Linked DNA regions of Homo sapiens: region 1 is linked to region 2. A link is an interaction called in ENCODE POLR2A ChIA-PET data of the cell type or tissue named here. Cell type or tissue: PC-3. All regions are shown on one strand. Links, peaks and the distances in the headings refer to the core of each region. The heading gives the core; the rest is flanking DNA.

Evidence for each region. ChIA-PET counts read pairs that join two places held together with the same protein. Peaks named below come from ENCODE experiments on the same cell type or tissue, not always from the same donor. Only the 100,000 strongest peaks of a DNase experiment are listed, where the experiment ranks them.
Region 1: POLR2A ChIA-PET joins it to region 2 with 15 read pairs; 1 of 35 experiments calls an interaction of 5 or more read pairs at or near these places.

Annotation. Positions count from the first base shown.
Region 1 is chr1:214,009,518-214,014,902 of GRCh38, forward strand. It overlaps PROX1 (prospero homeobox 1), which reads left to right. Exons shown (of 5, transcript NM_001270616.2): 4 at 2,004-2,198. Among named protein-coding and RNA genes, the nearest start is that of PROX1, 24 kb to the left of the region's middle. In PC-3, for the core only: no CTCF peak of the experiment used is centred there; a DNase peak (open chromatin) is centred at 3,014; H3K27me3 peaks cover 4,059 bases.
Region 2 is chr1:214,259,166-214,264,550 of GRCh38, forward strand. LOC124904509 (a long non-coding RNA gene) reads right to left here. Exons shown (of 2, transcript XR_007066876.1): 2 at 1-3,799. Among named protein-coding and RNA genes, the nearest start is that of SMYD2, 19 kb to the right of the region's middle. RefSeq lists an enhancer at 673-742 and a silencer at 2,452-2,501. In PC-3, for the core only: a CTCF peak has its summit at 2,515 (motif pointing right); DNase peaks (open chromatin) are centred at 576 and 2,536; H3K4me3 peaks cover 428 bases.

The DNA of each region.
Region 1 (5,385 bases), core at 210-5,209, 250 kb before region 2:
CTCCTGGAGGGAAACCCTGTTCCTTAGGCTGTTGGGCTGGTCATTTCGCTTGCCTCATGTTTGGGGAGTCTGTTGTTTTTGTCCATTCTTTCTCTCTGGTATTTCCATTCTCCAACAATAAGCTTTAAATCTCCCTTTATGTCCCATTCGTAAATAATGGCAAGTGCACTTACTTTTTTGTCCTCCCCATTAGGTCATTCGTGACCATTCTAGAAAAAAAATACCCTTCTATTTTTTTCCTCTACAGTACTCTTGTCCATATGAGACAATGTCTTGTAACAATGCAGAAGCCTAATCTCCATGTCAAAGCAATTTTCATTCCCCAGTGCACAGCCTGCTATCATTTTGTAATGTTTTGTTTCTTATTCTAAAAGAATTAAAAAGGAACAGTAAGCCGTCACGGGGGCCTGTAGTCCTTATCTCAGTGTCTGGAAATTTGGACAGTGTATTTTACTGCTGAGATAAAATGGAAAGAACTCCAAGTTCAGCAAATCGTAATGGGTTTAAGTTCTATTGAAATCGGCAACCAGAAGATCAGATAATGGGGGTCCTTCAGTTGTCTTTTTAATCGGGTTCCCCGCGAGGCTGAATAGAGACAGAGCAGACACACAGAGTGAAAATATAATTCTTGGATAGGTTAAGTACATGTTTGAACTCTTGCAAGCAGAAGCGATTTGCTGATGACTTAATCATTTTCTGGTCAATTATCTGTAAGGGCCCTTGCAACTCCATGGCAATTATGATGCAAGTTGGCCTTTTGGGAGAAACACCAGTCTCTCTGCTTCTGTTTCCTTGTGACTTCCATTCTCTGCCATAAATTTTCATTCATTTATTATCTTTGCTAGTATAGAAACAACTTTCTGTGTAGTAATTAGAGCCCCAATACACACTTTAGCTGTCATCTTGTTGGAGTCTGGATGTTCTCATGGCCTGTGTTTGATAAGTGCTCTTTGTTGATTTTTGATGAATGTACATCTTTTTCTGGGGGCCCAGGGAAGGGGATGCCTGTGATGACAAAAGGCAGGGGGTTGTCTGTCAGCCCGCCTGATATAGAGCTATGGATTTATTGGTTTTGACTTGGCAAGTTGAGACTCATCTGTCCTTTACGTGAGCAGAGGACTGTCAATAAGGATGGTATCATTTGCAGTGCATCCAGAAAGACATCTTCATTTCAAAGGTCATCAGGAAACCTTGGTAAACAAAGTTTTAAGGCCTAACCATGTTATAGTAACTTGGCATTTAAAAAAATGTAATAAAGCTCCTGTCTATGCCATCTGTGTACTGTGTCCTAACCATGCCTCCCAAATGGCAGAGATACCAAGGGAGGGGGACATGGGTCTTATCCAATGCTGGCTTCAGGAAGCAGGTGAACAGGCACCAGGAGCTGACCAGACCTCACCAGACATGAATGCCGTGGGCAAACATTAAGTGGAATCACAGTTGGATGGACATGGGAATCACTCATTGCCAAAAAAATAAGCAAATGCCAACTCCTCCCATTTTGTGGGAAGGCCATTTGTCTGCATTGAAGGGGGCTGTAATGCGGTGATACAAATCCTCACTTAAAAAAAAAAAGTATATCAAACTAGTGGTAGAGTCATGTGGCACATCACCTCTGGTACATGGGAGTAACAACACTTCCAGGATTCTATGGCTTCAATGAATGTCCATAAGAAGTATATAAATGCAAGTTGTTCTACTGAAAGATGAAGAACAATGGTTAAAAATAAAGATGTTCGGCTTAAGGAAAGTCTGATTTAGAATGTGACTTTTCCACTTGAAAGGTAGAGGGTTGTGATATGATTTCCATTACTGACAGGTTTTTATAATTTCTTGTAAGTATATTCTTCCTCTTGCCTCTCTTGCCACCATTTTGGTGGAGTTAAATACGTATCTTTCCAAGTAAAGAAGGGACGGGAACATTAAAAATGCTTCAGACACTTAAAAAAATAAATGAAGAAAATGGCAATGTTCTTATCCTTTTCAACATTTAAATTTAACAGTTCAACAGATGCATTACCTCTCAGCTCATCAAGTGGTTTAGCAATTTCCGTGAGTTTTACTACATTCAGATGGAGAAGTACGCACGTCAAGCCATCAACGATGGGGTCACCAGTACTGAAGAGCTGTCTATAACCAGAGACTGTGAGCTGTACAGGGCTCTGAACATGCACTACAATAAAGCAAATGACTTTGAGGTAGGAACTAATCTTTATTTTTTGGTCATCTCCCTTTTCCTTTTTTAAAAAATTTATTTTCTTTAGAAATGTACCCAAATCTGTTTTTGTGTTGGTTTCGCATACAAGCATCCCCCAATAGAGTAACAGGTAGAGCTGTGATGAGGAGCTTCCATAGTCCCCATTGGAATCATGAGGCTCTGACCCACTGCCATTTTTTCCCCATTCCCTGGCTTTTCAGCTTGTGTGGAAGACTCATTTGGCCACAGAAAAGGGAACTGTAGAATCCAAAGAAAAATGGCAGCAAGCAGCAAAGACAGAGTGATTCATTTTCCAAGGAAGAGGTCCCTACTCCAATAGACCTTTTTCATATTTAGGTTCTGAGAGGTCAATGAGCTGATACATGCTATGTGCAATGGTAGCTACCAATGTTATTTTCTTAAAAAGTCTAGAAACGTTGATGGGGGAGTGATCATGGTTTCTGACTTTGACATTTAGTCCCTTTGTGGAGGAAATGGTATGATAATTTACTAAGTACATAGCATAAGAGATCCATTGACATCTTTTTTTGGGATTTTGTTTCTGTTTTTGTTCTTTTTGGAGGAGAGACTCGTGTGTTTTGCCTAAGTGTACCTTCACAAGCATGCTGCTCTTTGTACAAACACTCTCATACACACTTATATATATCTGTGACGTGTATATTCTAGATCCACACAAAGCAGCATAGAGAATTCCCAGAAAGCAATATCCATGCAACAATGAAAGATGTGTGGCTATGAGTAAGGCATTTCTTTATGGGCTAATGTGGTGCCTCAGCAAACAGTTTTCATCACAACGTGATGACTCTCTGTGAGACAACACTAGCAAATCTCCCAGTACTCACAAAGGCATTTTGCTGAGCCCTGCTGGCTGAGGCAACAGTAGTTGGAGGTGGGAACATGGCAAGAATTCTGCAGGCTGAACTCCCTGATGATGAGATCAGACAGGCTGTGGCTTGACAAAGTTGGTCCATTTCTTGTATTATCTTGGCTAGATGCTGTGCCATCTTGAGGGTAGGAATTTTTTCTCCAACGTCTGTGTGCACTTGGACCTTATGTTAATATTCTTGCTTTCTTCTTGTAGATAGGTATCCAGGAATACCCAGGAAGTTCCAAATTTCAAAGGAAAGAGGACACCTTGGCCTCGCTCTGTCAATTAAGGGGTCTGACCCCTAGTACTCTTCCTGCTTGCCCCCCTCCTTTTTTTCGGCTCTTGTCCCTACAGTTCTTGGCAATGCAGACCAGTTATAGTGGCTTATAAAGAATTGAATATGGAAGCTCAGCAATGGGGAAGTCATAGTTTTTCTTTGAAAGTTTGAGTAGTTATAGTGTAAGCTACCTATTTGTCTTTGCTCTCTAAGACTAATATATTTTTTGCCAAATGTGTGATAAATGAAGTTTGGGTGGTGTGTGTGTGTGTGTGTGTGTGTGTGTGTTTGCTAAATACATTAAAAGTGAGAATTCTTCGTGTACTGCTCCACTATTTTAAAATCTGTTTTTAAAGTCTCAGTTGTAATAGAGCACTGGCTCACTATAATGACAGAGCACTAGCAGGCTTCTTCTAAAGCTGAAGAATATGATTATGGCTAACCATTTTAAAGAAATCTCATTAAGAGCATCTTTTCTCCCCTGCCTTTCTGCTAAGCCTGTTGCCCTAAACCTTAAGCTAAGAGACTTCTGTGTGCTAGTGAATTATTTACATTACATGATGACATAAGTATCTGTTTGGCAGCATACATCAAGCTTCATGAAAGAATTGCCCAAGATTCATGAGATGACTTCTGCATTTTTGCTATATAAAATACCCAAGAGGACAAGTCCTTAAAGTGCGCACGAGGGTTTTCGGGTTGCTTAAACCTTACCTGGTTGGAATTTAATCCGCTACCCACAGGCCAGGGGCCAAAATGACACAAACAGGGGATGGCTGGCATCAGGAGGTACCCGACAAGCTGCTCCATTTAGCATCATCTAAATCCTCTTTAATATGATTAACATCTAATATTTCTCTCTTTGTGAATCATATCCACTTCCAGCCAGGCCACCTCTCCTTTATCTGCAGTGTCTATTTTAAGACTGCTTCACTGCAAGGAGTATGGGGCCCGGGCAGGAATTTTGTCACTTCTCATGTGACTTCGGACAGTTATTGGACTATTCTGGATCTGATTCCTCCTTCAGTGAAAAGAAGGGAAGAAAGCAGGACCATGCAGTGTGTCCTGCCCCCTCTACTCACACACTTACACATCCATATGCACACACGCGTACCGACCACCACACATAATCCTAATATCACGAAATCGTTTTTCTTTTAGCCTCTCGGTCTGGCTCATTTACTGACAAAAGTTTCAGATAAGGTGAGCCCTTCTTTTCCGTGCCTTTGTGCATGGAGGTCACTGCTTAAGTGAGATGCTTAAAAAGCCACCGTTCTTATCGTGGTAGCTTTGCTAGTGTGGGCCGTGGCTGAGAGCCAAAAGTAGATCCGGCACCTTCAGCTGAATACCTCCACTGATACTGTGTGCACGGCTTTACTTTTGTATTTAAGTTTCTCCTCTTAAGGTCAAGTAAAATGAACCTATAGTTTAAGTATTAGCAAGTGAAGAGGATGGCAAAATGGAGAACTGTGCTACAAACAGAGCTAAACCATGGTAGAGGGACTTTGAAGCTACGTCTACACGGTGCCCCAAGATCCAGTCGATTCCAAGGAATCGTGTCACCCAGCTTAGTAGGAGCTGGTCAAACAATAAAATGTCTTATTGATTGTATTCCCAGACTTCTCAATCAATTGTTGGGAACAATAATAAAATAGCTAACATTTATTGACTGTTTACTAATGACCTAGGCACTCTTCTAAGTGTTTTACCAAAATAGGGCTTATTTAATGTGGGTAATAATAATGACAGTGATACCAATATAATAACAAGAAAAACTTCAGTTTGCCCAAAGCTTTACTATTCTTCAAGTTATTCTAACTGGGCAGAGGCAGATCGAGCCAGGGAGAGAGAAGGAGGTTTGACGTCTCTTCACTACTACTTTATTCCTTCTTTCTCTCCTCTACCCCTTGTCTTCTCTCAGCCTTCTACTCCCATCTCTGCCTCTGTCAGAAGCTTGCTAGTGGCACCTTTGTCACTGCTTAGCACCACCTCCGTCCAGCCCCTGCTGCTGATGGCTCTCAA
Region 2 (5,385 bases), core at 234-5,233:
AATACTCTTCTCTTCTCTATCCACACTCACTGTCTTGGTCATCCTATCCAGGCTCACGGCTATGAATACCATCAATACACCAATTGTGACCAGTTTTAAATCTCTAGCCCTGACCTCTCTACAATCTCAAAACTTCTATATCCAACTACCTTTATGACATCTCCATCTGGATGTCTGATAGACAGCTGTAACTCAGCATGTCCAAAACTGAACTCTTAATCTTCTCCCTCAAAATCTGCTCTACCTAGTCTTCCCTATCTGTGGGAATGACAGCTTCATTTTTCCAGTTGCTCTGGACAAAAATATTGAGTCACCCTTGTCTTTTTCTCTCAAACATCACATCTAATTTATCAGCAAATCCTTCCTGTTGGCTCTACCAACAAAATATCCAGAATCTGATCACATCTCTCCACCACCAATTCTACCAGCCTGTGCTGAGTCACTCTCCTCTCTTGCTTGGATTGTTGCAATAGGCTCCTAACGGGAGATGTTGCTTCCACCTTTGTCCCCCTACGAGATTGATCCTTTTAAGTGTTAAGTCAGATCACCTCACTCCTCTGCTCAAAATCATCCAGTGGCTTCCTATTTTACTCAGCATGAAAACCAAAGCCTTCATGGTGACCTTTGTGAACTCATCCTCTATTTCCTCTCTGACTTCATATCCTTCTCCTCTTTCCCCCTTGCTCACTCAGCTCTAGCCATACTCTGGGCATGCTGTCACCTTAGGGTTGTTCTTCTCTGTTCTCTTCTACTTTCCTTCCAGGTGCCATGAGGTCATATTTGATGAAACCTACCCTGGGGATCCTCTTTAAAACTGAAACCCTCTTCTCTGCAACTGCCTGTCCCAATTTCCCACTATGCTGCTCTATTTTTCTACTTTTCTTTGGCAATAATCACTTTCTAACATTCTCTGCAGTTTACTGAGCTATAATATTTGTCTCTCTGTCCCATCAGAAGGCGAGCACCATGAGTTCAGAGATCTTGGTTTGCTCACTGGTGTATCCCCAGCACTAAATCAGTACCTGGAACACAGTGCTGAATAAATAGGGCAGGCACTCTCCTACAAATGCCTTATTTGTTGATGATAAAAACAGAATAATCCCAAGACTACAATTAGACCTTATTTAGTTTCATACAAGACTTTGTAATTTGCACTATTTATTTTCTATTGGATGGAAACTTGATCTTTTTTGAAAATACATAATGATGCATGTAATTCCTAGTACTAATGGAAAAACATGAATAAATAAGATGTAATATCTCATACACTTTCATATAACATATGTCTACAGATTTCAAAGCTTGCCTGTGGATTCCCAACTAACACACTTTGCTTATTTGTACCACTTGTGGTGTCCAGGCAGATACCTTGGGTGTAGCCATGGCTACCTCTTATTCTGAAATAAGTAATTATTTTGCCTCTACTTTTTATGCTAAAAATGTCAAACCTAGAAAAAAGTTTTAAAAATAGCATAATGAACACCATATACCCTTTACCTAGTTTCCTAATTATTTTACATTTTGCCACATTTGCTTTCTCTTTCTTTCTCAGGTATATTTTTTTCCTGAATTGTCTGATAGTAATTTGCTGATATCATGATATTTTACCCCTAAATAGTTCAAGTATCACTTAAGAACAAGGACATACTGCTATATAACAGCAATAAGAGGTCATACTCAAGAAATGCAACATTAATATGATTATCCAAAATATAGCCCATATTCATATTTTCCTAATTTCCCAATAATATTGTTTGTAGTTTTGTCTCTTTATATCCAGGGTCTAACCATGGACAATGAATTATATTTAGTTGTCATAGCTCTAAAATACTTCTCCCCTTCCTCCTCCTCCTTCTCCTTCTTTATTTATTACGTCATTGACATTTTTAAAGGGTCTGGGCCAATTGTTTCCTCATTACAAGATTAAGGTTAAAGATTTTTAACAAAACCTTTACCTAAAAATTGGACTTGCAATGCATGCCTCGATAGCTATAAAAGAGGCCGTACAGTAAAGTGATTATAAGCCAAGTTCATGGAGCCAGAACTACCGGGCTTCAAAGCCAGTTCCACCACCCATGAACTGTGAGAAATACTTACAGTCCCTTGCCTCAGTTCCCCTATTTATAAGATAGAGATGCTCATACCACCCACCTCATTAAATAGGTCATCATATGCGAGGCGCTTAGAATAGTACCTGGCATGTGGCAATTGCTTTGTAAGTGTTAGCTCTATTTATAGTTTTAAAACAACCTTGACTCATTTCCCTTTGATGGTTGAGATGTAGGGGCTGAAAAACACAGGACTGAAGTGTTACATCTTCCCCAATATAAACAGCAACTCTCAATGGCTTAGCTTGGAATTCTAATTAAGTCTTATTATTGTTTTGGAAGCTCAGAGTGGTTTTGCCTCAACCCTTTTGACAAATGGTGTTCAGTGGAGATTCAAAAGGGAGACAAAAGGTGGACTGGTGGTGCAATCCGCCGGCAAGGCTCAGAGATGAGCGGCCTTGGCCTGACACGCCTCTAGAGGGCAGCAGAGGCACGAGCGGCTCTCTGGCTCCCTTGCAAGTGAACCCGCCTGTCACTCCTGTCCACAAACCCGTAACCGGGAAAGGAGGTCAGCTTGACTCAATGGGCTAAATAGGTGTGGGACTGTTCACTTGAGGAGCTGAACCGAATAACCAGGAGTAATACCAGCATACACTATCTTTTTGGTAATAAAGCTGATGTTTAACTGTTTCTGAAGACTGAACATATCACACTAATGTGCTCTCCACAAACAAGCCATGGTAACATGAGGCTCACCAGATCTGGTGCCAGCAATTTAATTCTTAGCAAGCAGCTGAGTATGGAGGGTGACTTAGTGATGTAATCGCTGCCAGTGCCGGCTCCCCAGGGCAGGGAGTACCATCAGCTCTGCACAGAACAGAGAGCTCATCTGCCTGGCTGCCACTTCTTCTCTAGAATTTACAAACACATATAAGGGTTTTCGACTTCAAATCAACTTTCAGACCATTTTGTAAATGTTTCTTACTATCAGAACTCAAGTTTTCTCCTATAGTTTAGTTATCACCAAAGGTTAGATACAGGTCTCTTAAAAAAATTGGAGAGTAGTCAGAAATAAACGACAGATGATTATTAGCAATGTTATCAGCACGTTCTCCACATTCCAGATGGGTAGTACAGGGTAATGGGTAAGGGTATGAATCTGAAAGCAGACACCAGAGCTTGAATCCCAGCTCCACAATTGACTATTATAGCTGTGTGATCTTGGTCAAGTTATTTAATCTCTCTGTGTCTCAATTTCCTTCTCTGTGAAATGGAGATGATAATAATAGCACCTACCTCATAGGGTCATTAGAATCGAATCAAAGGAGTTAATATATGCAAAACTCTTACAACAGTTTCTTGCACTTAGTAAACACTGTAGAACTGCTAGCTTTCATCATTTAGGCTCTCAAAATCTTTTGTAAGTATTCAAGCCTTTCCCTCTCTTCTTCCTCCTCCACAACCAACGATCCTGATCCACGGCAGAGATTAGGGCTAAATGCACCCACACAGCGTTACCCTCCACAGGTATGTGCAAAAAAGGGGCCTTTCCCCCTTCACTATGTTCCTTCACATAGGAAGAAAACTGGAAAACTTCAACATTTCCTAAGCCTTTCATAAAAGTGTTCTCACTCTTCTTTGTGCCATCTTCTCTACACCAGCAAGGTTCTACTGAATTTTCTTCATGCAGGTTGGGTTACCACTTGTTTCTCTTCTGGTCACTTGCTGTCCAGCACCGCCAATCTAAGAATCTGGAAGAGGTTACGAAATTAGTCACCCACGGCTATGCACAGACCTTCCCTCTTTTTATCAAGCAAAAGCGATAGACAAGTATTATACATACTCCTGTTTTTAGAACAGAAAAATAAAGAGAATTCTTTTAGTGAAAATAAAGCAAACTCTTCTAAAGTTAAAACAAAGAAATTTTTAAAACTTTCAGAAATCAGATATTGCATTACACCAAAACTAAAAAAACCGTGGGGGTGAGGTTTAAGAGGATGATGCATATATAGAGAATCAACGCGGCATTCTAAACTGTCATCTTAATGTAAAAATAGGCTCTGTATAAATATGTCTCATTAAAAAAGACTTATGGAATCACTTTTTACATAATTCTATAGGAACTGGGCACATTCTGTCAGAGAGGGTTGGGAGTACTACATTTTTCAAAGTATACCATTGTCTAATATTTTGTCTGTTCTCTGAACTTACCTTAGGCTTAGGGGCTTGGGTATCTGAAGCTTAGTTCAACAAAGTATTAATGGATTTCATCGCAGATATACTTTCAGCGTTTTTAAAAATCCAATAAAATCAAAATAGTTTATGTTACATAGTCCATTGAGAAAATTGTAGAAATTTATTGATAATACCATAGCACATGGTAAAGATCAGATCTTATCCAAAATAGCATAGTGGTTAAAAGCACATGGCTTTTGGAACCAAACGGCAGGCTTTCAAATCCCAGTTCTTCCACTTACAAGCTTTGAGATCTTGGGCAAGACTCAGTGGCCTGGCTGTCACATGGTGGGGCAGCGATAGTGTCTACCTGTAGCAGATAAAGTAGGTGTTTCTGTTGCACTCCTCTCGGTGTGCACCTGACACATTCCTCCACAGATCACACATATACACCTTCTGTGCCATCCTTGGAGGTTGTCAACCAATGACTGTGCAGCAGGATGAGCGCCAGTTTCCCTTTCCTAGCCTGCACCCTAGAGTCATGCTATGGGACCAGGCTGAAGCTACCCTCTGAGGGACCCTGGCCTGAGACAGAGCCTTGCTTGGCAGCCTCCTTTCCCTGTCTTACCTTCCCCAATCCATTACAGGTCCCTCCTGGAACCACCTCAGGGATACATCCCATGCATTTAAACCTCTCAGTGTCTGCTCCTGGGAACCTAGGGCTTAACACTTAGCCCTCATACAGTTTTCAAGCGATGGATTCTAATATATCTAAAGCCCCTAAAACAGCACCTGGCATATAAGTGCTGTTTCAATATTAGTTATTGTTAACATCTGCGGCTGGACCTACAGTATCAAGGAGAACCGAGGGAGCTATACAGGGACTTCAAGCAAACACAAAACCACAAACACACAAACTCTTGAGAAATGTTGAGGGAACTGAATAATCCATCTAATTACTTCCTTTCGCATCACTGGTTGCACCCTTGGCCTTAATTACAAGGGAATACATGCTTCTGGCTGAGTTGTAATACAAAGAGGCTGCTGCTGTGTGCTCCCAGGAGACCCACCACAGGCATTCAATTGAGTTAATAAGTATGGATACTGGAAGACTTGAATGTTCTCTCTCCCATGTGCCTTTTTTTTTTTTTTTTTAATAAGT